2 separate regions of the Homo sapiens genome follow, and region 2 is linked to region 1. Evidence: chromatin loops called from intact Hi-C (ENCODE). Cell type or tissue: heart right ventricle. All regions are shown on one strand. Each heading gives the region's core, and the rest is flanking DNA. Links, peaks and the distances in the headings are about the cores only.

The links. Hi-C counts contacts between places; a loop is a spot of excess contacts. Peaks named below come from ENCODE experiments on the same cell type or tissue, not always from the same donor. Only the 100,000 strongest peaks of a DNase experiment are listed, where the experiment ranks them.
Region 2: a loop joins it to region 1, with 1.8 times the contacts of the local background. A loop is called at or near these places in 3 of 110 quality-filtered maps.

Annotation. Positions count from the first base shown.
Region 1 is chr3:52,597,069-52,612,391 of GRCh38, forward strand. It overlaps PBRM1 (polybromo 1), which reads right to left. Exons shown (of 32, transcript NM_001405607.1): 18 at 12,245-12,887; 19 at 6,453-6,664. Among named protein-coding and RNA genes, the nearest start is that of UQCC5, 68 kb to the left of the region's middle. In heart right ventricle, for the core only: no CTCF peak of the experiment used is centred there; no DNase peak of the experiment used is centred there; H3K27ac peaks cover 2,314 bases.
Region 2 is chr3:52,545,870-52,561,192 of GRCh38, forward strand. It overlaps PBRM1 (polybromo 1), which reads right to left. Exons shown (of 32, transcript NM_001405607.1): 28 at 12,380-12,544; 29 at 8,855-9,010; 30 at 4,878-4,948; 31 at 4,552-4,768; 32 at 1-2,366. The coding sequence ends at 2,194. It also overlaps the pseudogene RNU6-856P and the pseudogene RNU6ATAC16P. Among named protein-coding and RNA genes, the nearest start is that of UQCC5, 17 kb to the left of the region's middle. In heart right ventricle, for the core only: no CTCF peak of the experiment used is centred there; no DNase peak of the experiment used is centred there; H3K27ac peaks cover 1,501 bases.

The sequences.
Region 1 (15,323 bases), core at 4,101-12,100:
TCTGTGGGCATCGGCTGAGTTCCAATGCAAATCCCTCAATCACTGTGCTCTAACTCCCGCAAGCACAAAGATTCTCTGTGTCACACAGCTGATGCTGGGGTATGGGAGAAGGGTGGTGCCAGCAATTCAAGACTGTGTTTTCTACCCTCTTTCAGAGATATGAAGTTAAAACTAGGTACTGTGATTGTTTACCTGATTTTTGGTTCTTATGAAGGTGCACTTTCTGTGTGTAGATAGTTGTTAAATTTGGTGTTCCTGTGGGGAGGACAATTGGTGGAGGCTTCTATTCGGCCATCTTGCTCTGTCTCCTAATTCTCCTATTTCTTGGTATTAGATATGTAATTTTTAAAAGTTCTGCCAATTTTGGTGAAAACTGTTATCTAGCAATTGATTAATCAAGTGAATCCCTGTGTAATACACAGCAGATCTATAAGGTTCTTGAGAATTTTATACCAGCAGTAACACTATCAGTTTACTCAAAGGGACAGAGAGACTAGAATTTTTTTTTGTTTTTTTACAGACAGGGTTCACTCAGGTTTCAGGGTACTGGCACCATCACAGCTCACTACAACCCTGAACTCCTGGGCTCAAGTGATCCAGCGATCCTCCCATCTTAGCCTCGTGTGGTGGCACATGCCTGTAGTTCCAGCTACTCGGGAGAGTCTCACTGTGTCGCCCAGGCTGGAGTGCAGTAGCACAATCTCGGCTCACTGCAACCTCTGCCTCCCAGGTTCAAGCAATTCTCTTGCCTCAGCCTCCCGAGTAGCTGGGACTATAGGCATGTACCACCACACCCGGCTAATTTTTGTATTTTTAGTCGAGACAGGGTTTCACCATGTTGGTCAGGCTGGTCTCGAACTCCTGACCTCAGGTGATCTACCCACTTTAGCCTTCCAAAGTGCTGGGATTACAGGCGTGAGCCACTGCACCCTGCCAATTATCTTTTTCTTCCTTTATTTCTGTTGTTGTTCTACTTCTGGGAGACTTCTTCAACTTTGTATTCTAATATTTCTCTGAATGGAAAACAACTTCATATATGATTCACACACCACATAATTCACCTATTTAAAGTTCAATGGTTTTTGGTATATTACATTATTAGTTTTTTAATAATTGTAGTAAAACATATAATACAAAACAGTTATCATTCTGACCACTTTTAAGTGTACCATTCAGTGGCAATAACTTAGTGTTGTGCAACCATAACCACAAACTATTTCCAAAACTTTTTCATTATCCCAAACAGAAACTTTAATCATTAAACAATAATTATCCATTTCTCCACTCTGCAACCTGGCCCCTAGCAACCTCTATTCCACTTTCTGTCCCTATGAATTTGCCAATTCTATATACTTCAAAAAAGTATAATCATACAATATCTGTCCTTTTCAGTTTGGCTTACTTCACTTATCATAAGGTTTTCAATGTTCATTTACATAGCATGAATAAGGATGTCATTCCTTTTTATGGTGGAATAATATCCCATTGGATGAATATACCACTTTTTGGGCTTTTGTTATTTTTCATTGACATATGATAATCATGTGGCTGGTGTCTGCAATCCCAGCACTTTGGGAATCTCAGGAGGGGGGATCCCTTGAGCCCAGGAGTTTGAAACCAGCCTGGGCAACACAGCAAGATCTCATCTCTACAAGTAATTTAAAAAATTAGGCCAGGTGCAGTGGCTCACGCCTGTAATCCTAGCACTTTGGGAGGCGGAAGCAGGCAGATGACCTGATGTCAGGAGTTAAGAGACCAGCCTGGCCAACATGGTGAAGCCCCGTCTCTACTAAAAATACAAAAATCAGCTGGGTGTGGTGGCGCACGCCTGTAATCCCAGCTACTCAGGAGGCTGAGGCAGGAGAATCGCTGGAACCTGGGAGGCAGAGGCTGCAGTGAGCTGAGATCACACCACTGCACTCCAGCCTCAGCAACAGTGCCAGATATCTCAAAAAAAAAAAAAAAAAAAAAAAAATTAGGCAGGTGTGGCACATGCCTCTAGTCTCAACTACTCAGGAGACTGAGGCAAGAGACTCGCTTGAGCTCAGGAGGTTGAGGGTGTAGTGAGCCATGATCGTGCCACTGCACTCTAGCCTGGGTGACAGAATGAGAGCCCATCACACACAAAAAAAATTGCACATATTTATGGAGTACAGTGTGATATTTCGATAACATGGATACAACGTATAACAATCAAATCAGGGTAATTAGCATATTAATACTCTCAAGGATTTATCACTTCTTTATGTTGAGAAGACTCAAAATCCATTCTTCCAGCTATTTGAAAATATAAAATGAATTGTTAATTATAGTCAGTCTATAGTACTATTGAACACTAGTAACTTATCCTTCCTATCTAACTATAAACATATAGATGGTCAATAGGCATATGATAAAATGCTCAACATAACTATAAACTTCAGGGAAATGCAAATCAAATTTTAAAAAAATTTTTACTGTTGGCCAGGCGTGGTGGCTCATGCCTGTAATCCCAGCACTTTGGACAGCCGAGGCGGGCGGATCATGAGGTCAGGAGATCGAGACCATCCTGGCTAACACAGTGACACCCCGTCTCTACTAAAAATACAAAAAAAAAAAAAAAGAAAAAAATTAACCAAGCGTGGTGATGGGCGCGCCTGTAATCCCAACTACTTGGGAGGCTGAGGCAAGAGAATGGTGTGAACCCGGGAGGTGGAGCTTGCAGTGAACTGAGATCACGCCACTGCACTCCAGCCTGGGCAACAGAGTGAGACTCCATCTCAAAAAAAAAAAAAATTTTTTTTTACTGTCAATCTCACTTGCATATGAAAATATTTTTTATAAAAACATTAACATTTCATGGATGTATTATTTTTAAATACATTTTAAAATTGTGATAAAAAATCTATAACAAAATCTGCCTTTTAAACCAATGTAAAGTGTGCATTTCAGTGATATTAATTACAATCACAATTTTTGTTTTTCATTGATATATAATATAAATATTTATGGGGCACATGTGACACTTCGTTGCATTTATAGAATGTGTAATGATCAAGTCAGGGTATTTGGGGTAACCATCCTTTCTATGTGTTGGGAACATTTTAAGTTCTCTCTTTTTATCTATTTGGGGATCTTTGACTCCTCTGTAACTGGATGTCTAAATTTCTTGATACACTTGGAAAGTTTTCATCCATTATTTCACTAAATAGGTTTTTCAACCTTTTAAAATTTCCTCTTCACCTTCAGGAATACTGAAAATTTGAGAATCTGGTCACTTTATGGTGTCCCTTATGTTACCAAGCTTTGCTCATTCTTTTTTATTTTTCTTTGACTGAGTTATTACTATTTCAAAAGACCTGTCATCAATTCCTGAAATTATTTTTTCTGCTTGATATAGTCTGTTCTTAAAGTTTTCAAATATCTTTTGTATTTCATTCAATAAATTCTTCAGTTCCAGAATTTTTTAGTTCTTTTTCATGATGTCTATTTGATAAAGTTCTCATTCATATCCTGAATTGTTTTTCTGATTTCTTTGTAATGTTTCTAAGAATTATCTTGTATCAAACTTTGAATTATTTTCCTGGAATCTGATAAATTACTTTGTTTTTGAGACGGAGTCTTGCTCTGTCCCAGGCTGGAGTGCAATGGCGCGATCTTAGCTCACTACAACCTTCACCTCCTGGGTTAAAGGTATTCTTCTGCCTCAGCCTTCCGAGTAGTTGGGATTACAGGCACGCGCCACCACGCCTGGCTAATTTTTGTATTTTTAGTAGAGACAGGGTTTCACCATGTTGGCCAGGCTGGTCTTGAACTCCTGACCTCATGATCTGCTGGCCTTGGTCTCCCAAAGTGCTGGGATTACAGTCATGAGCCACCGTGCCCAGCCGCTAAATTACTTATCGACTGAAATCTATTGCTAGAGAATTACTGGGTTCTTTTGGAGGTGTAATTATTTCCTTGCTTTTTCTTGATTCCTGTGTCCTTACTTACATTGATATTATATGTGTGTCTAGTACAACAGTCACTTCTTCCAGTGTTCTGAATTTACTTTCGTAGAAGAGGACTTCTCCCTGAAGATGTATCTGTGGTGTTCGTTGGGCAGGATACTTTGGTTTTGAATCTGGGTTTGTACAGTAGTGTAATCTCTGTATGATTCCTTCTACTGTAAACAGTATCAGTGGTATCCATGACTTCCTCAGTGGCTTAGGGCGGCAGCCCCCAACGTTTTTGGCACCAGGGACCAGTTTCGTGGAAGATAATTTTTCCACAGACAGGGATGGGGTTTGTGTGGGTAAGAGATGAGGGTTGGGTGGGATGGTTTCAGGATGAAACTGTTCCATCTCAGATCATCAGGCATTAAGAGTTTCATAAGCAGTGCACAACCTAGATCCCTCACATACACAGTCCACAATAGGGTTCATGCTCCTATGAGAATCTAATGCCACCACTGATCTAACAGGAAGCGGAGCTCAGGGGGTAATGTTTGCTTGCCTGCCACTCACCGGCTCCTGTGGAGCCCAGTTCCTAAGTAATGTGGGGGGTGGGGAGGAGGTGGGGGTGCCTGGCTTGAGGTGCATAAAGTACTGCTGGGGACTGGGCTGTCAAGGGGGCCATGCTTTGGGCCCCAGAGTGGTGTATACTGGCACTGGTGTTAGCAGGTCCAGGCAGGCCAATTCCTGGGACTCCAGCTGGCTTGCTGGAGTGCCAGGAATGGCAGCAGTGGATCGAGCAGGTGGGTGGGTTCCCGAGCCCTTGGGCAGTGGATGTGGCAAGGGTGAAAGCAGTAGCAGTGCTGGGCCAACTCTCTGGGACCCAAGTGTTCTGCACCAGTGCTGGCAATGGCTATGATAGGTGAGCTAGTACCCGGACCGACAGGTAACACATGAAGATGGGTGCCAGTTGTCGTGGTAGTGACAGATTGAGTGGCCCTGACCCCACATGCTGGGAAAAGTGCTCAGGTATCACTAATTGTCAATTGGGCTGGACAATCCCCAGGCCCCTGGATGGAATGTGCAGATAATTACATGTACGTGATCAATCAGTTGCTGCTTTTAAGATTTTCATCGGTTTGATGATGATGTATCTAAATGGGGCTCTCTTTGTGATTATCTTACTTGAAATTCTTGGAGCTGTTTTTCATCAATTTGAGAGGTTTTCAGCATTATGTCTTCAAATCTTTTTTCTCTCCCTTTCTCTTCTCTCCTCTGGAGCTCCCACTATAGGTCTGCAAGGAAACCTGACACTAGGGGTTGCTCCTCTCTTTCTATAGCCAATGACTTAGGTGAAGTTTGTACTTAACTACCTCAAGCCCGTAAGGATGTACCATGTGCTGACAGATCTGTGTATAGGTTGGGGGATGCACTCAAAGTTGCAGCCAATTTTCAAGTATCCTTTGGATTCTGCTCTTCACCAGGTTCTTTTGCATCTTCCCCCACAGCATGTGTAGGTTTTCCAGCTGGCTGGGAATGTGTGGAGAGCTTATCTCAGTCCTTTTATAGATGTCTAATTTTCAGAATATTCTTTAACTTGGATCGTCACCTTGGGCCATCAAAGTTGCAGCTTTACTCCATGCATTTCTGCATCAACCACTTTTAGCTGGCAAAGTCATAGATTCCCCTCTCCCCTAAACCCCACACATATATATTCACTATCTTCCTGAATGAGTATATCATATATCTCCTTTGGTGACAAAGCTGTTGGTTTTGCAGTTAGTTCTATGCTGGCAAAATTACTATTCTCACCAACCAAGTCTCTTTCCCTTCTTTTTGGGGTTTGCCATCGCTTATAAGAATTTGCTTCAAATCAATCTATTTTGTTTTCTTGCCTAAGGGAAAAAAATCTACGGAGGAGATTTGATGCCAAAGATTAACATAACTTAGAGTCACACATTCTAGGAATCTATGTGAACTTGAACTTTAACAGAAATGATCCAATTTGTAATCATAAGGTCCTGTTATCAAAATATTTCTAAATTCTGGCAAGTGACCCAAAGTAACATTTTATAGTTTGATACAATTAAAATAAAACTTTTCTCCAGGTATGTGATTCAACCAAAATATCATCTACTTGTCTGGTCCAAAGTATCTATGAGGAAAGCAATGCTACTGCATGATGTGGCAAAAACTTCATGGACTCACTGTTGAGAATGCTTTCTAGTTCTAGCTGGCCTGCTTAGGTTTTGATCTACCAATAATATAAAGAGGCATTAAGCCCCCACACTTGTGAATTAACTGACTCTTTTCCTGGAATGCTAGGATAACAGCTGTGTCACAGGTAACTTTTAATCTTTCCCAGGTCTGATGACCAAATTGATAACTATAAAAATATTTCCATCTCATTGCGTCTACTCTAATATAGTCAATACCCTGAGTTTTCATTCATACAAACAGGACTCTTTTCCACAGCTAATTATGAGAACACCTAGAAGACAGTGCATTTTTTCATATTCAATAAAATGAAAAGAAACCAACCTCTTTTTTCTTCTTCTCGTTTTAGTTTATCTTCCTCTATTTCTTTTGGCAATTTTTCCTTTCTCTCTTTCTCCACATCATTATGCAAATGTTTTGTGGTATAGCTGAGTGCCGGTGAAAGAAGAATCTCTCCATTTTTGCAGAGTTCATCACGAATTTTAATAAAAAACTGCTGAAGTTCTACTGCATCTTCATATATTTCTGAATCTGTCCTATAACAGCATCAAGAGTATCCATTGACATACAAGCTGTTTCTTTTAAACACCTCAATTATATGTTAAATTCTATTAAATGCTTCTTTAATTGATATAGTGGTATTTCTGTACAGGTCTATGAAGAGTATCTTTCCGAAGTTTGTTAGAACAAAATCCAAAGTGTCATTTTACCATGGTAAGCCCCATGCCCACCATTTTCCTTTACTTCAAGGCTCACTTCTTGTACAGCTCATGAAAAACGAAAGGCCTCATGTATTTTCTCTTGGAGATATATGGCACACGCATCAATCGATTCTGGCAGGGGAAGGTGGCTGCCAGAACCAAGAATTGTACCAAGGCTCCACAATATGTTCAACACTTACTCGTATCTATTCTTTGAATTTTTACTTTCTCTTAATAGCAGACCGATGTGTTACATAATAGGCTCTATTTTCTTCCTTTTGGTCCTACATCATGGTTGCCTAGGCTAGTGAGACCCTGTGAATATCGGAACCTAAAGCAAAGCCATGAAAGTATTCTATAATGGTTACAGGCCTCAGAGTTAATGTTCATTTTAGTTTCCCAGAAATAACTGTGTAATTCTGGGGAACCAGCAAAGGCAACATAGTGAAAGATGGAAAAAAGATTATGTATGTCATACCCAGAACTTTTCTGAGTCTCCTTCCTCATTTATGAAATAAAGCGGCCAGGCATGGTGGCTCATGCCTATAATCCCAATGCTTTGGGAGGCCGAGGCGGGAGGACTGCTTAAGGCCAGGAGTTTGAGACCAGCCTAAGCAACACAGCAAGACGCTGTCTCAACAAAAAAGTAGCCTGGCATTGGGGTACACACTTGCAGTCCTAGCTATCCGGGAAGCTGAGGCGGGAGGGTCACTTGAGCCCAGGAGTTCAAGGGTGCAGTAAGTTATGATGGCACCGCTGCATTCCCACTCTGGGCAACAGAGCAAGACCCTGTCTGTTAAAAAAAAAAAAATCAATAAACAGGCCAGTTGTGGTGGCTCACACCTACAATCCCAGCACTTTGGGAGGCCAAGGTGGGCCAAAATGGTGAAACCCAGTCTCTGCTGAAAATACAAAAACTGATGGTGCACACATGTAATCTCAGCTACTCAGGAGGCTGAGGCAGGACAATCACTTGAACCCGGGAGGTGGAGGTTGCAGTGAGCCAAGATCGCGCCGCTGCACTCTAGTCTGGGCAACAGAGTGAGTGAGACTCTGTCCCAAAATAAATAAATAAATAAATAAATAAATAAATAAAATGTGGGGAGTGGGCAAAATAAACTTCAGACTTTAGAATTTTGACTGGAGGAAATTTTATTACTGTTTCTAGTACCACTGTGGTCTGAGGAAGGTTTACATACAATTGTTTTTATTTCATTTTATTTTGAGGCTGGGTCTTGCCCTGTCACCCAGACTGGAGTGCAGTGGCGTGATCACAGCTCACCATAGCCTCAACTTCTTGGGCTCAGGCTGGCTAATTTTAAAATTTTTTGTAGCAACAGGGTGCTCCCTGTGTTGCCCAGGCTGGTCTCGAACTCCTGGCCTCGAGTGATCCTCCCTCTTCAGCCTTCCAAAGTGCTTAAATTACAGATGTGAGCCACCACACCTGGCTGGCATAAATCAAATTCTATTAACTAAGAATACCAGAGTCTAAAAACTTATTCACAAAACTAACCACAAAGGTCTTAGCAGTTACAGAGACATTCTGGTCAGAGGAGTGTGGCCAAGTAGGCCACCTACTGATACATGCCACTAGAGCATCAAACTTCAGAGAGGTCCCCAGAATGCTGCTCCCATCAGCAAAGGTGAACTGACAAACAATTAAAAGACACGATCAATAATCTAAATGGGTGTTTCCGGAAAGTCTCTTTTTTTTTTTTTTTTGAGATGGAGTTTCGTTCTTGTTGCCCAGGCTGGAGTACAGTGGTGCGGTCTCAGCTCATTGCAACCTCTGCCTCCCAGGTTCAAGCGATTCTCCTGCCTCAGCCTCTCAAGTAGCTGGGATTATAGGCACCTACCACCATGCCTGGCTAATTTTTGTACTTTTAGTAGAAACGAGGCTTCACCATGTTGGCCAGGCTGGTCTCGAACTCCTGACCTCAGGTGATCCGCCCGCCGTGGCCTCCCAAAGTGCTGGGATTACAGGTGTGAGCCACTGTGTCCGGCCTTGGAAAGGTTTTAAATATCTTTTGGGGTCATAGAAATGCTAATACTTGTAGGAAAGCAATAAAAATAAAACTTACCAAGGGAAGACACCCCTGAAACACTTTTTTTTTCTTCTTGAGACACAGTCTCACTCTGCTGCCCAGGCTGGAGTACAGTGGCACGATCATGGCTCACTACAGTCTCAATCTCCTGGCTCAAGCAATCCTCCCACCTCAACCTCTCGAGTAGCTGGGACTATAGGCATATGTCACCAAGCTTGGCTGATTTTTTAAATTTTATTTTAAGTAGAGCTAAGGAAGGTCTTGCTATATTGTCCAGACTGGTCTCAAGCTCCTGAGTGCAAGCCATCCTCCCACCTTGGGCTCCAAAAGTGCTGGGATTACAGGTGTGAGCCACTGTACCTGGCCCCTAAAACATAATTTTATGTTTGTTTTCTGAATGAAGATATTTGAATTCTGTTCACTTGAAATTAAAGTTCATTTTATAATAGTGTACAATTTTAAGTATAAAAAGTGAAAATTTCTGTAAATTAAAAGTAAAAAATTTTTGTAAAATTTTTGTAAATACCTTTCATGGTATACTAAAAGGGCAGATCATAATTCCATCATATCGCATGGTTTAGAAATGAACATTCTGTACAAGAGTCACTAAACACCTAGTATATGCTTTTGTTTATTCAAAGCATTATAAAGAATTTATTAGTCTACGAGGTCAGGTATTCATTGAATGTGCAGGAACATAAACGCAAGCTGGAAAAAGAACTCTAAATTCCCCTCAATTGGTAATCTTTTTATATAAGGCAGACATTCAGCAAAAGGAAATAATTAAGAATACAGGAGGCTCTTAATGCTTCCCTTGTTCATCTTCCCACAGGTCTCTTTTACCTGCAAGGGGATCAGAGTGTTTAGTCTGGGAATACTGCCAGCAGTTTAGGAAAGCCAGCAGCCAACTGGCATGAGTCAGCACTGTGCTGTTACTAAATACTGTTGATGGACAAACTATTGTCACCTGAGTGAATTTTTCTCTTGTTACGTCTCACTGTTCAGATTCCTTCTATTTTAGCCTGTGAAGTCCTAGGTGATGTTGGGTAGCAGTGGTGGGTAGGGGTAGGGGTAAATGGTGATGAAGCATGAAGACTCTTAGAGATCAACATGGAAATCTACGGTATGTAGACTTCATTGAATTTATGAACTAATATTTCTGGGATGCCTAGCTTTGTTACTGATAATATAGTAGATAAAGGCATAGTTTATCATTCACTAAATTGATGCATCTCCATCAATTCTTATTAAGTACTTATTCTTAATAAGTACTATAAGCAATCACAATACTATCTTTGTTCACAAAGTTAAGAATGGCTCCCCGTATGTTTTTCTTTAAAAAATTTTTCCTAACTACTAAATTACCAGGGATCCCTTTTGTTTTTCAACAAAGCTCTGGGCATGAGGGTAAAACTGTGTGCATCACTATCTCATAAAAATACACCTTGGACTCTATCTTCCAGGCCTCAAAAGCAAAAAACAACCATGTCAACAATGGGAGAATGAAAAGAGCTAATTTCCTAGAGATACAAATCTTAATTCTTAAAATAAACATTTCATCTATAAGACATAAACGAAGTTCCTAATAATCTAGAAGACAAATACTCATTGAAAGACTCACAGAACTAACACCAAGATGTAATGGGGCTAAGCAGGGAGGAGAGGAAGGGAGGGGTATTAGACTTAAGGACTACTTAAGCCAAGAACAAGAACAGAAAGAAGTCTAAGCTACATGAAAGCAGAGTTTGTTTTGCCCACTGGTGTATTACATGCATCTAGAATATGCTCATTAAGTAGCCTCTCAATAAATATGTGTTGAATAAATGAGTAACTCCAAGAGTTTTTGACTGCAAGATGTCCCTCCATCCTTCTCTTTATTTCTACTCAATTGCTGAAGAACCATATTATTAAGGACCATTTCTTAAAAGTGTCACACATGGGCCTCACCAAACTGGCCCCAACTCTATCCCTGTCTCTTAAACATATCATATTCATTTCCTAACTCCATTTCTTTGCTCATAACATTCATCTTATTTGAAATATCCTCTGGCCTATTCATTTGAACCCTACCTATCATCCCATGCCTTTTAAGGAGAACTGTGGCCCACAGAGTTCCTTACATCACCATCTTTACTAAATATAAGGTTGTGGCATGTTGTCTCATGTGTGGAATTATTTTTCCCTTAAGCGTAAGTCCTGGCCCATCCATCAGACTTCAAGCTTTTAGAGCACAGAGCTCAAGGCTTATCATCTATGGCCGTGCTCCATGACTTGTCCTGGTAACTGGCTCAGGAGTAGCCCTCTGCAGTGGAGAGCAAGACAAGTCACATCATTTACTAGTTGTAAGACTATGGGTAACTTTTCTCTGCCTATGCCTCTAATTCTTTCACATGCAAACTGAAAAGATTATCACTTATCTAGAATGGCTATCATAAGGGTTAGAGATTGCCTTCATAAAGTGCTTAGCATGGTGCTTTACGAAGAGCTGGTGCTTAACACAAGCAGCAAATGTTACTATGTTTTTTTTCTTTTATTTGCAAAGACACTGAAAGCAAACATTACTACTTGCTTTTCTTTAAAGGTTCAGAGCAAATTCTGATTTCATAGATTCCCCAGCTGGCATTACACTGCCTGAAGGTCTAGTTCTAAACATGATAGGCTGTAAGCTCCAGGAAGGTAAGGTTTGTATCTTTTTTTTTTTTATATTTTTCCAACTGTCTCTAAGTGCACATATAAAATACACTGTAATTGCTGAATTTAATAGTCAAGTCTGCTATTGACATGTAGCAACGATATATCACAGATAAAAATTAGAAGGAAATTTAAGTTTAAAGTAAATCTAAATTTGATTGCTTCTTTTAGAACATTTAATGTCTTCAGCAAGCTCTTAAGGTGAGAAACCTGAGATTAAAAAAAAAAAAGAAACCCTCTGAGGTACTTAAAATGGTGATCAAATTTCTATCAGTCTAACCTCAGGACAACACCTTAGAGCTATTTTATTTAAAGCATTCGTGCACTGAAGCCAAACCTTAAAAGAAAAACGCTGTTACTATTTCCAATTAGAAACATTTATCTTTTTAAAAAACACATTCTATGAAAGGCTGTATTTTAAGTTTATGCTTTTCAAGAGATTTTCAATTTTGTCTTCCTCCTCACTGGCCTTAAACTAGATGACTTAGTGGTGTGCCTTCTCTCCCCCACAGAATATACTCACTCTTAAGAAGTTCTGGCTGATTAGAATTCAGAATAGCATGCTACCAACTACAAATCATGTATGTAAGTGGAAATAGTACATCAAAGCAATATTCTTTCATCTGTTTTGTATTAAATAGCACATATCCTCAAAATAAAAATGGCTTTGAAAACATACCGATTCATCCTTCTTGCTCGTTCCAATACTTCAAACATATGCTCTTGAAATAAATCAAGCCGACGGTAGCGATTATTTTCAACATTCTTCCTAATTATGTCAAATGTAAGGGGTGGTTTGTTAGGAAAGTTGGGATCCACAGCAGGAATTTCTGCTAAAGAATCGCTGTAGCATCTTCCCTCATCATCCTGATGACTCATGACTGACACAAAAAGATTGTGGATAAGCTCTTGAATCAGCAAAGTCACATTTGGGACATGAGAGTCCTCATCTCCCTCCAGGTCTCTGCGTGTTTCAAGCAGGACTTTGTGTAGAACAAGAGCATCTTTGTAGATCAAAGACTCCGGCTCATTGTATGTACAGGCATTATTAAACATCATGACAAAGTCCTCAACCATAGAGTCAATATCTTGGTACTTGTTGGCCATCATGTGACTTCGAATTTTTTCCATGTCCATGGGCTTTTTAATAGTCAGATAGTAGTCAGGCAACTCAGATCTAGAGGGAAGCCTCAGAAATATGGCACTGAGGCGGCGACCCCTCTTATCAGTATAGTTCTTTACAGCTTCATAGACCTCATTTAGTTTCTGCTGCATTGGAGTCATGTATTTTGATTTTTTAGGAGAAATGCCACTCTTCCTACCTAAAGAGAGATATTTAATGTTAAATGAATAAAATAAATGAACCTAAATTTGTATACAGATGGTAGCATAACCACAAGGGACGATTCCAAGTAATTTGTAAAATCTAGCAATTAGCATGTCTATAGTGAAATATAACCTGCAGACAAAAAAGTACTAAAAATTTTTTTTAACTGTTTTCAGTAATTATATTTTTGATGGGAGACTACTGTAAGGTTGAGAAAGCTGTGAATAAGAAGGAATAAAGCAAATGAGTAGCTATGTGACATTCTATCACCTCTGGTATCCTGGAGAACTGAGATTTTCATCATGGGATAAAAAGAGATAACGGATGTTAAAACGTAGGACATTAATAATTACCTTGAGGCCTTTAATCTCAATTGAAAGTATCACTATGAACTTATGATGTAATTTATCTTTAAATATAAACATACAAACAAACACACAAATTTCCTAGCTCTGTCCACTGAAAATCGTACAAACAATGACTACCTCAGTAGCAGTATAGCCCACATTAGAGTTTTAAAATACTAATTCCAAATAGTAATGTTGAGGAGCCCTCACCTTTCAGCAGAAACATGAAAAAGGTAGGGCTCCTTGGTAAATGGCTGATTCCCAGTCTGGTATATCTTCAAACACTAGACAGTAAAGAATCTATCAATGACTTCTTACCATGACTTCATGTCAATAGAATATAGGAACCGGCTGGGCGTGGTGGCTCATGCCTGTAATCCCAACACTTTGGGAGGCCAAGGTGGGTGGATCACCTGAGGTCAGGAGTTCAAGATCAACCTGGCCAACATGGCGAAACCCTGTGTCCATTAAAAATACAAAAAATTAGCCGAGTGTGGTGGTGGCGCCTGTAATCCCAGTTACTCGGGAGGCTGAGGCAGGATAATTGCTTGAACCCAGGAGGTAGAGGTTGCAGTGAGCTGAGATCAAGCCATTACACTCTAGCCTGGGCGACAGAGCGAGACTCTGTCTCAAAAAAACAAAACAAAAAGAATACAGGAACGAGCCTGAACCAGCCTGAGTATCAATAAGGACAATAACTTCAATTACAACTCAGCCATATGTTTAAGTCTGGTAGTTCTTAATAATACGTACAAACAAACAACAAAATGGGTAAATATTGAAGGATGTTAGTAAACCAATACATATTTTGAAAACTGGTAAAGGTGAAAACAAAATAAAACAAAAATCAAGCCTTTATCCTTTCAAAAAGCAAGACACACACAAAAAAAACACTGTACCACTGGCTAATCAAATATTAGATAAGGCAAAGTTTCTCTATAGCTAATAAGGAATAAAATTAAAAACTATCACAATTTTACATCCCTTTCATGAATTAATAATTAATGAAGTATGCAACAACACCTGTTAACAGAAAGCCATAAATAGATTTCACATGTACCTGATGGAAGACCATATATTACCTATGAAGTCGGTTTTTCTGCCTAAGGGAGAGAACAGGGGATCAGACCTCAATCTGATCAAGCCTCTGGCTCCAACTACCAATTTATAGGAAATACAAAGGACAGAGGAACACATGAAAGTACAACATAGTGGGCCAGGAGCTGTGGCTCATGCCTGCAATACTAGTACTATGGGAGGCCAAGGTGGGCAGATCACTTGAGCCCAGGAGTTCAAGACCAGCCTGGCAACATAGCAAAACCCTGTCTCTACTAAAAATACAAAAAAATGAGCTGGACGTGGTGGCGTGTACCTGTAGTCCCAGCTACCCGAGAGGCTAAAGTGGAAGGACTGCTTCAGAAGGGAGGTGGAGGTGGCAATGAGCCAAAAATGTGCCACTACACTCCAGCCTGGGTGACAGAGTAAGACCCTGTCTCCACAAAACAAAACAAAACACAAAACACACAAAAAACCCCACAACATATGGATGCAATCAGCAAAACCCAGACTATGGGAAACTACAGCACAAATCTAATTTCTTCAACAGATAAATGGTAAGGGGTGGAAAAAGAGAGAGCTGGAGGGGAGTTTACAGATTAAAAGAAGTATCGGGCTGGGCATGGTGGCTCACACCTTTAATCCCAGCACTTTGGGAGGCCGAGGCGGGCAGATCACGAGGTTAGGAGTTCAAGACCAGCCTGGCCAATATGGTGAAACCCTGCCTCTACTAAAAATACACAAAAATCAGCCGGGCGTGGTGGTGCACACCTGTAGTCCCAGCTACTTGGGAGGCTGAGGCAGGACAATCACTTGAACCCAGGAGGCGGAGGTTGCAGTGAGCCGAGATCGTGCCACTGACTCCAGCCTAGGCAACAGAGCGAGATTCCGTCTCAAAAAAAAAAAAAAAAAAAAAAAAGAGGTATCAATCAGTTGCAGTATGTGGACTTTATCTGGATTCTACTTTAACCAGACACTGCCTCAAGACATGATACAACATAAGGGCAGCAAACCCCTTATAAAGTATC
Region 2 (15,323 bases), core at 4,148-12,147, 51 kb before region 1:
GATGGCTGACCTCAAATCTTATATCCTAAATATTAACGATATCCCCCAAGTTAATATACAGAAAAACATGATTCTAAAATAAATACACAGGCTTTTTAAAAAAAACTTAATTAGGGCCTGTCTAGTGATGCCCTGGGCCGGTGCTGCACTGCTTTAGGGAAGCCCCTGGCTGGATCTATGTTTCCTATAGCACCTCTAGGCACTGGGAAGGAGCCTGGAGGAGAGCTCTGGCTTCTAATGACCCACGTGGCCCCCAGTGAAAAATTTTTTTAGAGGCTCCCCAAAGAAGTCTCATCCAGACCTTAAGGGAAATAAAATGAATGCATGAAATAAATAAATAATTTAACCACAACTAAATTTCATGTTCTTTGGTGTAATTCAAGGATGTCTAGAAACAAAATAATCTGATTGCATTATACAGTCCATGATGATTCAATTGCCCAAATAGCCAGGAATTGAAGATTTATCTGACTCACTTTAACAATAAGGTACTGACACACTACTGCAATACATTTTTTTAAATTCAATATTATTTAAAATACTTGATGCAAATTCAAATCCAGTGGTTGACTAAAGGCAATTAAGTTAAAGGGCCTCCCATATTTAAAGTATCTAGATACAAGAGACTTTTTTCCATTCTACACTCTTTTGCCCTCATGATTTAATAAGTACAGTAATTAAACATCTGGGTACTGATTCATAGCAGATTAAAAGGAAAAAAGCATCCTCTGAGATTAACTCTCTCAGATTATAAACAGCAGTGGAAGCTCTACCACAATGGCAATCACCCAGTTACTATAAAGCAGGTTTCAAAAACATGCCGCCAAGTGAAACAATGTTCCTACTGTCTGCCATCCTATGCTGCCTTCAAATGTTTATTGTAGGGTCATATAAGAAAGACAGGGTCACCAAACCCAAGTGTTTGGGATCTGTAATGGTCTTTCTAGTAAGCGTTTTATTAAATTATGATTCCCTTCTCCTGTAATTCAAAAGCACAAGCTAAATTTAAAAAATATTTTAGAAAGTATTAAATTTCTGGTTGAGAATTATAACAACATTGAAACTTAAAAGAAAAAATACATCTGATAATAAGGAAATAAGGAATACTAAAACATACTTGTATATGAAGGCAATCAATCTACTTGTTCACAATTATGCTTCTTATACAGCTCATATCTAGTTCCATACTCTCTTACCCATGTTAGGTTAGGTGTTATGTTTAAAAATAAATCACCTCCATGCATACCTTAATGCTTTCTTCAAGACGAACTTCAATGTTTTTCAATGTAACAGGTTTAAAATTTTAAATCATCTGAAATTTATAGGCATAAATTGTGAATTCATTATAAATAGATCAAAATATCCTTAAACGTACCTGCCTAGATTAAACATACCTCAGGGTTGTGCACGTGTTCTGCAAAAATCACTGACACCATAGTCTAACTCACAGATGTCTAACTCAGCACAATTGAAAAAGTGCTTTTTCCCCTCCTGGTGTCCAGGAGGTACATTAGCTGCAGACAGATGCACAGCACTGATTACATATTTCTGTAGTGAGCCTCTGAGTTAATAGAGCAAATGTGCTGTGTCTATTAAACATCTAAAACCTAAATAACCACCTTTCAAAGAAAGCACTTCATCTGTAAGAAACAGCTTTTGCAGAAAGTGGCTTAAGATATTCAGGCACATGAAACAAACACAAGTATACTCCCCTCTCTAAGATGTAAACTAGGACAAACTTCACATTTCATTATCAATTTAAACTAATCTGTAAACTCTTGTGTGTGTGTGTTTTTTTTCATTTTGTTCTTTTATATATATATATAAAAAAACCCAAAACCAAGAAAACAAAAACCCCAAGCCAAGACAAAAACCTCTAATGGTTTCAGTTCCATGGCAACAAGTAAAAAGATAAAACTCCAAGTCTACATATACAACCAATTATGAAACTGGTTTTAAACGAAGGAAACATATGCAAAAAAATCTTTGTGTATTTGATAAAGTCAACTTAATATAACAAACAAATTGAAATAGCTTATTAAAAGTGTCCGTATATAAAAATGGCCTTGTGATGTACAGTAAAATGCAATAAAAATTATCCTCCTTTGTTCCTTCCCCCCACCCCCAGTAACTAAAATGGCTACTGATCCACAACTCTTTATGCTTCTATATAAAAGAAACGTAATGATGTGATTAAACATTTTCTAGGTTGTATGCTTGGCGAATGTTGAGGGTGTCCCGGAGCATCAAATCTCGAAGGCGCCAGAGGGCATCTGCCATGGTGGTGTGGGCCCCTTTGCTTTTCAGCCAGTGAGAGGGTAGGCGGCTCTCCTGTTCTTTCGACAAATGGACGTCGCGTCTTCGAGCTGAAAATTAAAGTACAGAGAGACAGAAATTAGAATTTTAAGTTGGCAAAATTTCCCTCAGTTCTAAGGTCTGACGAACTTATTAAAACACAAAACATTGAATATTTATTAAATATTATGAATTTTAACTGCAGAATATTTCCAGGCACATTTCTTATATCATTTTACTAGGCACTAAAAGATTTGATCATAAATTTTTTTTTTTTTTTGACATCGAGTCTCGCTCTGTCGCCCTCGCTGGAGTGCAGTGGCGCGATCTCAGCTCACTGCAACCTCTACCTCCTGGGTTCAAGCGATTCTCCTGCCTCAGGCTCCAGAGTAGCTGGGATTACAGGAATCTGCCACCAAGCCTGGCTGATTTTTCTATTTTTAGTAGAGACAGGTTTCACCATGTTGGCCAGGCTGGTCTTGAACTCCTGACCTCAGGTGATCTGCCTACCTTGGCCTCCCAAAGTGCTGGGATTACAGGTGTGAGCCACTGCACCCGGCCTGATCATTATTTTTTTGTAGGCATCCCTGATATTTAATAATTACTTCAATGTTAACAAAAATTCCTAAAAAGGTAAACATGTGAAGAAAGGGAAAATATACCTTCTACTCTAAAGAAATGAAATGAGATGACCAAAGTTGGTTTAGAAATCAAGAACAAGTAGAAACTTCCAAACTTCTCTCCAGAAACTACACAAGTACTTTAGTACATACTGAAAATACATAAGTATGTTGAACTAAATGAATAGCCTAATCGGTTTCTAATATTTTTTTCCTTTTGTTAAACTGAGGTAAAATAGTTTTTTTTTTTTTTTTAGACAGAGTCTTATTCTGTCACCCAGGCTGGAGTGCAGTGGTGCGATCTTGGCTCACTGCAACCTCCACCTCCGGGTTCAAATGATTCTCGTGCCTCAGCCTCCCAAGTAGCTGGGATTACAGACACCAGACACCACGCCCAGCTAATTTTTGTATTTTTAGTAGAGATGGGATTTCACCATGTTGGCCAGGATGGTCTTGATCTCCTGACCTCAAGTGATCTGCCCGCTTCAGCCTCCCAAAGTGCTGGGATTACAGGCGTGAGCCACCGCTCCTGGCCCTCATCTGGCTAATTTTTAATTTTTTTGTAGAGACGGGGTTTTGCCATGTTGTCCAGGCTGGTCTCAAACTCCTGAACTCAATCGATCTGTCCACTTCAGCCTCCCAAAGTGGGAGCCACCGTGCCTGGCCAATAATTTTTAATTTACCCAATGCATCTATACTAATGTCCAAATGCCTGAAAAACAAAACAAAACAAAACAAAACAACAAACAAAAAACAATGTACTTAAAAAGATGGCAGTGATGTTTATGAGAAAACTAGGCTTTGAAATTTGGCAAAAAAAACCACAACAACACTTTTAGGCAGGGCGCTGTGACTCATGCCTATAATCCCAGCTCTTTGGGAGGCTGAGGTGAATAGATCACCTGAGGTCAGGAGTTCGAGACCAGCCTGGCCAAAACGGCGAAACCCCATCTCTACTAAAGATAAAAAAATTAGCTGGGCGTGGTGCTGAGCACCTGTAATTCCAGCTGCTCAGGAGGCTAAGACACAAGAATCGCTTGAACCTGGGGGTCGGAGGTTGCAGTAAGTCGAGATTGTACCACTGCACTCCAGCCTGGGCGACAGAGTGAGACTGTCTCAAAAAAAAAAAAACAACCCAAAAACCATTTTCAGGCCAGGCACAGTGGCTCACGCCTGTAATCCCAGCACTTTGAGAGGCCGAGGCAGGTGGATCACTTGAGGTCAAGAGTTTGAGACCAGCCTGGCTGATATGGTGAAACCCCATCTCTACTAAAAATATAAACATTAGCCAGGTGTGGTGGCATGTGCCTGTAATCCCAGCTACTGGGGAGGCTGAGGCAGAAGAATCAGTTGAACCTGGAAGGCGGAGACTGCAGTGAGCCAAGATCGCGCCACTGCACTCCAGCCTAGGCAACAGAGTGAGACCCTGTCTCAAAAACAAAACAAAACAAAACAAACCATTTTCAGTGTGTTACGTAAACATGCAAAGAAACTCCAAACCATTTATGAAATATATAATTTATTTTAATTGTATAAGAAAAAGGGGTGTTTATTGTATGATATACTATGCTAACAGCAGTAAGACAGCTTTGAGGAAGCATGTATTTCACAAAGGCTTATTTAGAAGGAATCTTACCTGCCAGTGTCTGATCCCACTTGCTAATGCTGTTGGACTCCGCACTGAGTCCTTCAATGTATTTCAGGTAGGCCTCTGAGTGAAGAAGCCGCTGGGTCTTTGGTGGGGGAGCTACAAACATGGGTGTTGTTGGCTGCTGTATGACAGGGGGTCCAGCTGGATGTGGGCCGGGATATGGAGGTGGTGCCTGCTGCCCTGGAGGCCCCAAAACTCCCACCTGAAAGAGCACAGGACCACATGGTGAGGCAAAAAGAGACTCTGCACATGTTCTGAGAAGGATAACTCGAATTCTGTCAAGTCCTAGAAAATCAAACTGGGAGGCTCACCTGTTGTCCATATGGACTTCCACCTGGTGCTGGAGTCCCTACCATAGGGGCCACTCCTTGGTTCATCACACCTATAATTCAGAATGCAATGGCACAGTTAGAGGCTCTGGGTTGAAATGACTGAAAAACTACTGTCTGATAAGAAATGATGCCATTCATAATTCAAACCTATGTACCTCTGCCCTTGAATCTTTGTGGCTAGGAATCTTAAGCACCCCAATAGGATTTGAATAGAAAGTTGTTTTGTTTCTAGGTACTTAAAGTATAATACTAGAACAATCTGTCAGATGTACATCAATTATGGCTTAGAAATGATTTGAACCTTGCATAAAATTCTAGTATTTCTCTAGGTAAGCTATTGTCAGAATATACCTCTACATTCAAGGTGTTTTTCTTCTGACAACACATTCTCCTGCAACTGAAGCCTGTATTTAATTTAAGCAGGAATGGCACTGGAATCAGGCTCAGCAGTAAGCAATGTGCTAGGACAGCAGGGACACAAGGGAAGAGGCTGTGGAAGTGCATAGTTAAATGAGCTTTGTGAAGGCTGAAGGCACAGCCTTGCTATCCCCTCCCAGACCATCAGCAGCTGGTTCTAACTGGAGTCACTAGTGCTGGCAGGGAGAGAACACTTCCATCTGATAGAGTAGCACTCTGAAAAGGAATCATCTGAAGTGAAGTAACCTTGTTGCTATTGCTTTATATGCAAAATGACAAAGGAACAGAGAGACTTCATGGCCCTACTAGATTTGTACTATGTCCCTGATAATAATTTTGTAAGCTTCCCTCAGTGAATGCTCACGAGCAATTGTTGTCTCACAGGCACAGCTGATAATAATGAGATGTCCTAAATTTAGTGTCAGAGGCTCTTTTGATTTCAGGGTGCATATTTGCTATTCTGATAAAATACAGAAATAGGCAAGGGACCCAGTTCATTAAAATCAAATAAACCTAAAACTGTGGTGAACTGTTCTTGAAAACTTAAACAAATCCTGCTGGCTGTGTAGAAGAATCGAGAGGAGGTATAACTTCATAGTGTATAGTCCCTTCGGATTAAAAATCGTAATATTTTGTCCAGGCAGAAGCAGCTCCTCATTCTAAAGTTCAGAACTGTTTCATGAATTTGCATGTCATCCTTGTGCCATGCTCAACTCCATATTGTTCCAATTTTAGTGTATGTGCTGCTGAAGCGAGCACTAAGGTTCAGAATTGTTAAATGCCACTTCCAGGAAGCATAAGAGAGCCTCTTATTTGTTAGAAAATAACAAGTAAAAAAGCTTCTGTTTAAAAAGCAGGGAGTTTTATATTCCAAGTACCCAGAAGTCCACCCGGATCACCAAAGTAGGATCCTGATGATTATTCGTGAATGAATGAAGAGGTTGTGGTGGGTAAGCTGGTGCCCCAGCAATATATTATTAACCTCTGTGCCCATCACCTCCCTGTGCCCTGGGACACTCACCCACCTTAGATTCCAGAACACGGTGTGGCTCCCTAAACTGTGTAAATCATTGCTTTGCAGGGCAGCACAAATCAGCAAACTCTTCTGCTTCCTCTATTGACAAATGCCATACTTGGGCAGCCGGTGAGAATCTGAGCTGAGTCACCAAAAGAGCTCAATGAATCCCCTACTCCTCTAAGCCTGCTCAGACATGTGCATTTGTAGGCACTAAGAGGGGGTCTTCCCTGACTCCTGGCTTCTTTTTTAATTAAATAAAATAGATATGGGGTTTCACCATGTTGCCCACTGGTCTTGAACTGCTGAGCTCAAAGCAATCCTCCCACCTCAGCCTCACAAAGTGCTGGGATTACAGGATTGAGTCACTGTGTCCGGCCCTGTCTCCTCAATTCTAAGCAGGTGTGTTGGGCTTCCCTCCAGTTGAATTTAGGATTTCAGGAAGGTGGAAAGGAAGACAGCTATGTCCCAACACCCACCAAAAGACATCTGCAACCTAGAGGGTACTGGCATTAGACATGGATCCCACTAAGTGCACCTAGAAGGTGTAAACTCCAGCCTGGTCTTATTGGCTCAGTGATACCCTGTATCAAGGTGAGAGGGCAAAAAATTAAGGCCAAGTCTACCTGCCACATGGGAACATTTACCTTATGACTGACTCCTGCTGCAACAGCAATTCACACAGTCCACTGTTTTCATATGAAGCACCTAACCCTACAAACACTTCCTCCTCTGGCAATACCTGGAGCAAATGCTTCTGTGGAATTATGGCCATATTCTAAGCAACTCTCACAAAGAGTGTGGCTGGAGGCTCCAGGCCAGGCCACCAAGTTTGCTCACTCTGCACACTGCTGGGTGCACCCTCCAAAGCATCATTTGGTACCCTGCAAAACCCTATCACTGGTAGGTCCAACACTGGTACAAGCAAATTTAACAAGTTTCCAACCACATTTTACCATTTGGGTTGGGCCCTTAGCTGATGTTGTAGGTAATGGACCAAATGCTTTCCGAGTCTTCCAAAGGTCACATTCCCTCCATCCAGATTACAGCTAAGAGTTCTTTTGCATATGATGGCAATTAATATGGGAACATGTGATTTTCCTTTCATTTAGGTTTTCTTTAAAATAATCTTTCAACTTGCTAATTCACATTTTAAAGTGAAAATGAATGTCGCTATTTCTGGAATCCATTTATATATTTCTATATAAAAGAACTTCTAAGCTTCTGTTGACAGACAAACCAGTATCTACAGCTAGGAGGGTAGGCTAGGCTGTTCTTTAATGTCAGGCTTTTTTTTTTTTTTTTTTGAGACAGGATCTCATTCTGTCGCTCAGGCTGGAGTGCAGTGGTGCGATCACCACTCACTGCAGCCTCAGTCTCCCCAGGCTCAGGTAATTCTCCCACCTCAGCCTCCTGAGTAGCTGGGACTACAGGCACATGCCACCACACCTGGCTAATTTTTCCTTTTTTTTTTTTTTTTTTGACACGGAGTCTTGCTGTCGCCCAGGCTGGAGTGTAGTGGTGCAATCTCGGCTCACTGCAACCTCTGCCTCCCAGGTTCAAGTGATTCTTCTGCCTCAGCCTCTCGAGTAGCTGGGACTACAGGTGCCCGCCACCACGCCCAGCTAATTTTTGTATTTTTAGTAAAGACGGTGTTTCACCATATTGGCCAGGCTGGTCTCGAACTCCTGACCTCAAGTGATCCGCCCACCTCGGCCTCCCAAAGTGCTGGGATTACAGGCATGAGCCATCGTGCCCGGCCTAACACCTGGCTAATTTTTATAGAGATGGGGTCTCACCAGGTTGCCCAGGCTGGTCTTGAACTCCTGGGCTCAAGTGATCCACCTTCCTCATTCTCTGAAAGTGCTGGGATTACAGGCATGAGCCATTACACCTGGCATGTCATGCTTCTTAGGGAACTCACATACAGAACACTAATTCAGTGAAAATGCATTCCCTCCCTGCTTTTTGTTCTAAGACAGACTGAGTGAAAGATTTCTGAAGAGTTCTACCTTAGCAGCTCTGCAATCCCCTTAGAAAGGCTGCTTGAGGAGAAGTAGGAGATGGAACAGATACTCTATACCCTGTGAGATAAGAATTGCACCAGAGGGAGAAATGCAACTCAGGGGCAAAAAATGCTTTTACATGTTACTCTGAACTAGCAATTTGGGAAACTTCATTCACTGATAAGAGGACACAGCCTTCTAGGCTGTCTGGCTTTTCAAGGACATGTCAAATTAGTTGAGTGATTATCGATAGAGTATGCCTCTTGTCCCTTGGTTTGCTGAGTCTGGCCTCTGCCATGTGTGCTGTGCTGCTGCCAGCAGCCAGGTGCACAAGGGCACAAGTGCTGGGCCACCTGCTGAATGCACAAGACATGCCCTGCTGCTGACAACCTTTGGATTCTCAGGGAGGGAAGGCCTGGCCACAATGGGCCACGGGTGCCTCCTGGAACAACTGGTTGAAAGCGGAAAAAGAGAATATGAAGATGAGATTAATGAGTGAATGAGGATGAAGTTCTTACCCGGTGGTGGGATGCCCGGGAGGCCAGGCACACCTGGCGGAAGATGGTGGGGTGGAGGCCCCCCAGGGTGAAGTGGCTGCATGCTGCCCATGCTAACAAGGCCATCAACTGGGCCCTGCAAAGGTGGAAGGCCTGGCGGATAGCCACCCATCATGCCTTGAAGGACACAACAAATTTCAGACATGCATCATTAACATGCAACATGAGCTAAGTAATAACAACCAACCCCCACATGCACTACCAATGAATAAAGCACCCTTAGTACTGCATGATATAACAGCAATTAGTGCAATTATTTTGCTGCAATAATGAACAAAATAAAAAGTTACAAATATGAGACCCAACATTTTGGGATGAATTAGTACTTAGTACACTATTATTTGTAGTTATTTTCCCTGGGGTAAATATGCTGCATGTTTTCAGTTAAATAATAGTAAAGAGTTCTAGTAACAGCCTTCCCAAGGAAATAATTATTGCAAGCTGTTCAAACAGAGTGACCAGTTCTGCTGACTGCAATTCTAACTGAATAGTATAAACCCCATCATTCCACTCTGCCCACACTCATATGCCTATCATGGGTACACATGAGGGGAAATAGGAAGGGAGGGAAATGAGCGCATAGTCCTGATCACAAAGCATGGTTCTCCAGCTTTGGGGCAGGAATTGTTCAAGACTTCTACATCTACTCCTCCTTTCTAGCCTTACCACTGCTGGTAAGAATGGATTGTGCTTGGGCTTGAGTTGGGGAACAGCTTCTAAGAACCATCACAGTGAATGATATTTCCTTCTTTAGATCTAAAAATGTGATAAAGATAAAACCTAAACACTCCCAACCAAGCCAACCAAGTCCAGGTCACTCAGGAGCCTACACACAGACTTTACGGAGGAATGGCTGGAGAATTGGGCTCTGCTGATATGAGAAAATGCCAAATGCCATCAGTCTCCAAGCTCAAATGTCCTCATATAAACCTTAACAGGGAGCATTTTAATTTGAGGTACACAATTTCTGTGAACAGAGGCTTTTATTCCTTTATTTTCAAAGTGTACCTACACATGACAAAATATTTTCTACTGGCTAGAGAAGAGTTTCAGCAAACAAGTATTTTTGGCAGAAGGAATAAATGTAAGAAAAAAAATTCAAAATGTCAAGGACTCACCTATCAAAAGACCTTTAAAACCACATGGCATTTTTTTAAAACAAGAAAAACAACTTGACTTTTCTGGGATTTGTAATGATCATGATGAATAAGAACACAAAGCTCCCCCCAAAATGCAGTCACCTTTGGTCACAGCTTCTTGCAAAGGGAGGGTTGAGGGACTGGTGCCAAACCTCATTTTTATAAAATACTCTTTGCAGAGGGACTCTGTCAAATAGTGGAAAACTTCAGATTCTGAGAATTTTACTCTTGGACTTTCCCTGAAGATTTCAAACATATTTATTTATAAAAGTTTAGTCTTTTAAGGCTATGAAATTACTAAAAATTCTGAGGTCGATTCACCCTGCTTCACTAGTCATACCTAAGCTGACTAACTTACAATTACATAAACCGAATGACAAAAATTTGAATAATAATCTCTCTATACATAAGATTATGAGTTTTCATTTTTTTTTAAATGAAGAGTTCAGAAAGTAAAAACTACTTTTGAACAGACACCATCATCTTAATTAAACATGAAGAGATCCAATGCTACCAATCTTTTAACCACACCACCAGTTATAGCATTTAGGGTTAAGTAGGCGGGAAATTTAAGGATGTTAAGAGGCTTTGCTTTCAATTACAAAAGCCCATCTGAACGCAGCCTTCATGGGCTGTGGTTGAGGAAATTATTAAGAACTGAAAGACATGACACTTGTCTTCATTAAACTGTACTTTGGCATTTATTATCCCAGTCACATGTGTTCAAATGAGCTTCAATGCTTGTAAGCAAAGCTGGTCTCAAGACAGCAACAAGGCTAATAAGTAAGACTCAGGCCCTAAGAAACCTGTAAAACCATGAAAAATCACCCTCTTAGCTGCAGGGTTCCCCATGAGGACCAAAGAGTGGTTACTGCAGAGAATGCTTGCTTTTCACTCCCAGGGCCCAGAAGTCTAGCCAGCACACCCTAAATAATGGAGCAGGGGCTTTCTAGAGGGACCACCTTCCTCATCCATAGAGTTCTATAATGTTCTTCCCCAACAGGGAGCTAAAATGCTGCAGCTGCTGTTTTTTTTTTTTTTTTAATTGTTTTTAGCTGTTTGTATTCATTTTGTTAATGTGCCCCTGGGTTTTGAAGTCAAGGGCACAGTGCCACAACGTCACACATCAAATAGAACAAAACACAATGTCAACGAGGGAATTCTAACTTTCAAAGTCCCCATGTTCAAGGCCTGATTTCTAAAAACCTCTGGAACCCCATTAACCAAAATGGGCCATGGAATAGAGCAGGCGATTATGAGATTTGTTAGATCAACATCAGTTACACTGAAAGCACTGAAAGCCATGATTCAGATGTGCTTTGGCGAGTGCAACTGCTGAGTTCAGCGACAGTGCATTTGAGAACTTGCCATCACAAAAGTTAGGAGCGACAATGGAAAAGTTATCCTATGCTACTCTTCCTTAAAAAGCAAAAACGAAACAGCAAAAACAGCATCCCAACAAGCCTGCCTTGAACAACACTATTTTGGACTCCCTGTGAAAGAGGTCAGACTGCTTGCTTAAGAAGAAACACAGGTGGCTTGTACAGACCTCACCAGGACTGGAGAGATCTCAAAGAAGGGGCCCGAGAAGTGGTCTGCAGACTTCTCATTGGAGACATGTCAGACAAAGATATTCAATTCAAGAACAGTCAAATTTGCTATGGCTACCAGAACCAGAGACAACACACACAGACAAACCACATTCATCATTTTCTTTTTCTTTTTTTTTTTCTTAAATATGTGACTGGGATACTAACAGAAAATGCAGTTTAATGTAATTAAATAGAAAAGCATTACAGAGTGGGCACAATGAATTGAATAAGGACTTTGTATTCTATTTAGCAGTCATGCACATTGGTGACCAAGAAAGGATTTACAATTCATTGTCAAAAAATCCTTTTAAACGGTCAGTCTTTTAAGGATGGCTGCAGCAGAACAAGGCAAACTGAATACTGGAATGAGATGGGAAAATCAACACCACCTAAAGACTAGTTTTGTGTTTTCTCTTGGGAGTCCCTCTAGAACAGAATTCAGGGTCTACTTTCATATTTTCTGCTATAGTGCTCTATCAAGAGCAGGCTGGGGTGGAGAACATCACCAGACCATGCCCACAGCCAGGGAAGAGCTGCTCCCTACCAATTACCAGGGTTGGGCCCAGGGCCCATTTCTGGGGCAGAAGGGAGGCATTGCCCATATGGGAAAGGCAATATAGGACAACATGGATGACTTCAAACTTTGAATCTGTCATGAGAAAAGGCAATAGACTGTGGCCTACTCCTTATTGGAGAAAAAAAAAATGAAGGAATTTCTTAAAGTGGAAAAAAATGGTCTTAGCTCCTGTTTTTACCTGCAACAGGTGTCAACTGCTGATTGAGCATCCCCATTGGTGTTGGTGGTGGCACCACCCCCATGAGAGCCCCCACAGGGGTGCCTGCTCGGGGAGAAGCACTCGGCTGCTGTTGCTGTGCTGCTCGCTCTCTCTCCTGCTGCTCAGCAACTTTAGCTGCCCGCTCTGTAAAGGCATTTCAGATTTTCAATTCTGTTTTTAACCCAGGAATTCAAAATACCATCCATTGCATTCAACAGGACTAGTAAAAACACAGGCAACAGTTCTGTCTCAATGGAAGGAACAGTAGATGACTAGTCTCAACACAGGAGGAGTCGGGCCGATTTCACTTGGTAACCTAGAGTCCAGCTTTCCTATCCCATCTTGAGAACTGGTCTGCAAAGATTTCAAGAATGTTAAGACTGCAACACACATTCAGAAAGCACAGGTTTTATGTAAACACGTCACCAGCATAACCACCATGGTTAATCTCACGAGGCACCCTGAAGATGAGAAGCGCTACCATTATTCTAGTATTAATAGCATTACAGATTATTTATAATTTCAATATGAAGCAATTCCATGGCCCATTATAATTTTTGGTACAATTGTTACTTACTATATATATTTCCTGATTCTTTGTACCCAATTTTACTAAGATTTGAGGACTCATCACGAGTGTCATGGAGTTTAGCAGCTGAAGAAAATTAACTCTGTAAGGGAAAAGTAGCTGACTGCCTCCTTCAGAAGGTTTTAGGGAAACAACTAATTTCTACATTCTAATGAAGCAAAGAAGTCATGTTTAATAAACCCCAAAGGAAAAAAATGCATTATACTTCAGGCTACAATCATCAGAAGCAGAGAATTAAATAAACACGTATGTAGCAATGGACAATGTACTGAAAGAACCAGGTTTCCTGAAGCTGAGCAGTTCAATACTGACCATAAACCACCCTAAATCAATGAAAATTCCAGAATCCCTCTTACTTCATTCAAAATGCAAAAAGAGCATTTGCTGTGGCAGTTCTGGGCCGTAGAATACATCCTGCTACCTCCCCACTCCCCGGCCCTGAGCTACTCTGCATCTCCAGAGCCGGGAGCTCCAATGATCATGTTTCCAGTCTTTTTGTGAGCTAGCAGACTGAACCCCTACTGAAGAACTCCTGAAATGCTGTATTTCCAAAGCTCCCACCATACAGGGTTTCTTGTCTCACCATTCATAAATAGAAGATCCCCCCACTCATCACATAGGCAAATGGAGGCTGGGAGACAGGCAGTCACTTGTCCAAGGATAGAGAGAACCAGCAACCCTATGGCCCTAACTCCTGATATCACACTCCAACTGCCACACATAAACCCTTTAACATGGAACTCAACACCACTGATTTCAGGAGGGGGAAAATAGCTCGAGGTCATATGGCTTTACAGAGAATCAAGAAGCTACAGCTCCAGTCCTCCTTTAAGAATATGAAAGTCAAGCAATCAAAGGCCTCTTGGCTGTGACAGAGTTGCCTGCATAGCCTTATCATCACTAAGACTGTCCTAGTTTACAGACCCTTTGTACAATGAGTATGAGAAACGAAGGCCATTTGAACAAACTATTTACTTGAGCTAGCAGTAAAAAAAAAAAAAAAAATCGACCTAGGGTTCCACTTCAAATTCTAGTATTTTCATTATACAAGTGACACAGTAAAGTGGGAAAGCAAAAAAATGAAATGGAAAAAAAAAAATAAGGCCTGTGGATTGAATATTGGACTGGCTACCCAAACTCTAAACTTTGGGCTTTGAATTCAATGAGAGAAAACATCAAAAGTTCAGATTTTATGTCTCAGGTAGATGCTGCTGAGTCATATAACTCCCCCCTCACTAGGTTCTCACTCACTTTCAGACTCCCCTTTGAATTTGGAAGGATGTTCCAGACGCCATCACCTCTCCCTCTCTTCATTCCTACTCCAGTGTTTTTACCTTCACAGTGTCTTCAGGTATCTCTCTCCTGCTCACACTCTAAATAACCAGCCATCCAGCACTGGCTCCATTTGCCTTGCTGCTGCTGCTGTGCTGCTCGCTCAGCAATATTCATGTGAGCTTGATTTTCAACACTCCTCCAGCTCAGTGGTGTAGTAGGTCTTAACTTTCAATAAGGTCAGAAATATCAAAGCTCCACAAAGTTCTAGGTTCTTATGGAACTGACTAGGGTTTTCCAAAGAATATTCTGCAAAATGTTAGTTCTTTAGGGTATTCATAGGTACTACATAAATACCTGGTCAAATTTCAGAAAATGCCAGATAATATAAAACAGCTTATTTACTGGTGGTCTTAAAGCCTTTAATATGGGAATATGCATGCTGTATGAAAGGAGAAAAGGTTAGCACTCCCCTTGATAAGGACAGAGGAGGCCCTTGGGCCTGACAACACACATACGGGAATATGCACCATAAGTTTCCAAGAGAGAGAGTTTGGAATGCTTCTCAAACTGGTTTTGCCACAAAATGTTTTTTGGCTAAACATCTTGCAGGATTAGGATTCTTTGCAGAAGATCCTTGGGGAAGCCTGTCAGATAATTTCATAGTAATCAAATAATTATAATAAATGACCTTTTTTTTTTTAAAGAAGTTTCTTTGGAGACTTCAAAAATTTTAATAAAAGGGGCAGCCTAAATAATTAATGTTTGCCAGAAAATAATAGAACTGTACCCACCTAAGAAGAGTAGTGGTTGACCATTGTAGAGAGGAGCTCTAAACTGGCAAAATGAACCAATATATAAAATTCCAGATGGAAAAAATATAGCTCAAAGGGCAACAGTACTGCCTAATCTAATGCTTACTACTAATTTCTTTACTAAGTCCATGTCTGATATTTAAAAAAAACCCACAAAAACAAAAACCCAACAACAAAAAACAAAAAATCTCAAGTATTTGTCTCTAAATGGCTAAGAACCACCAAATTCTTGAATGACAGCTCACTG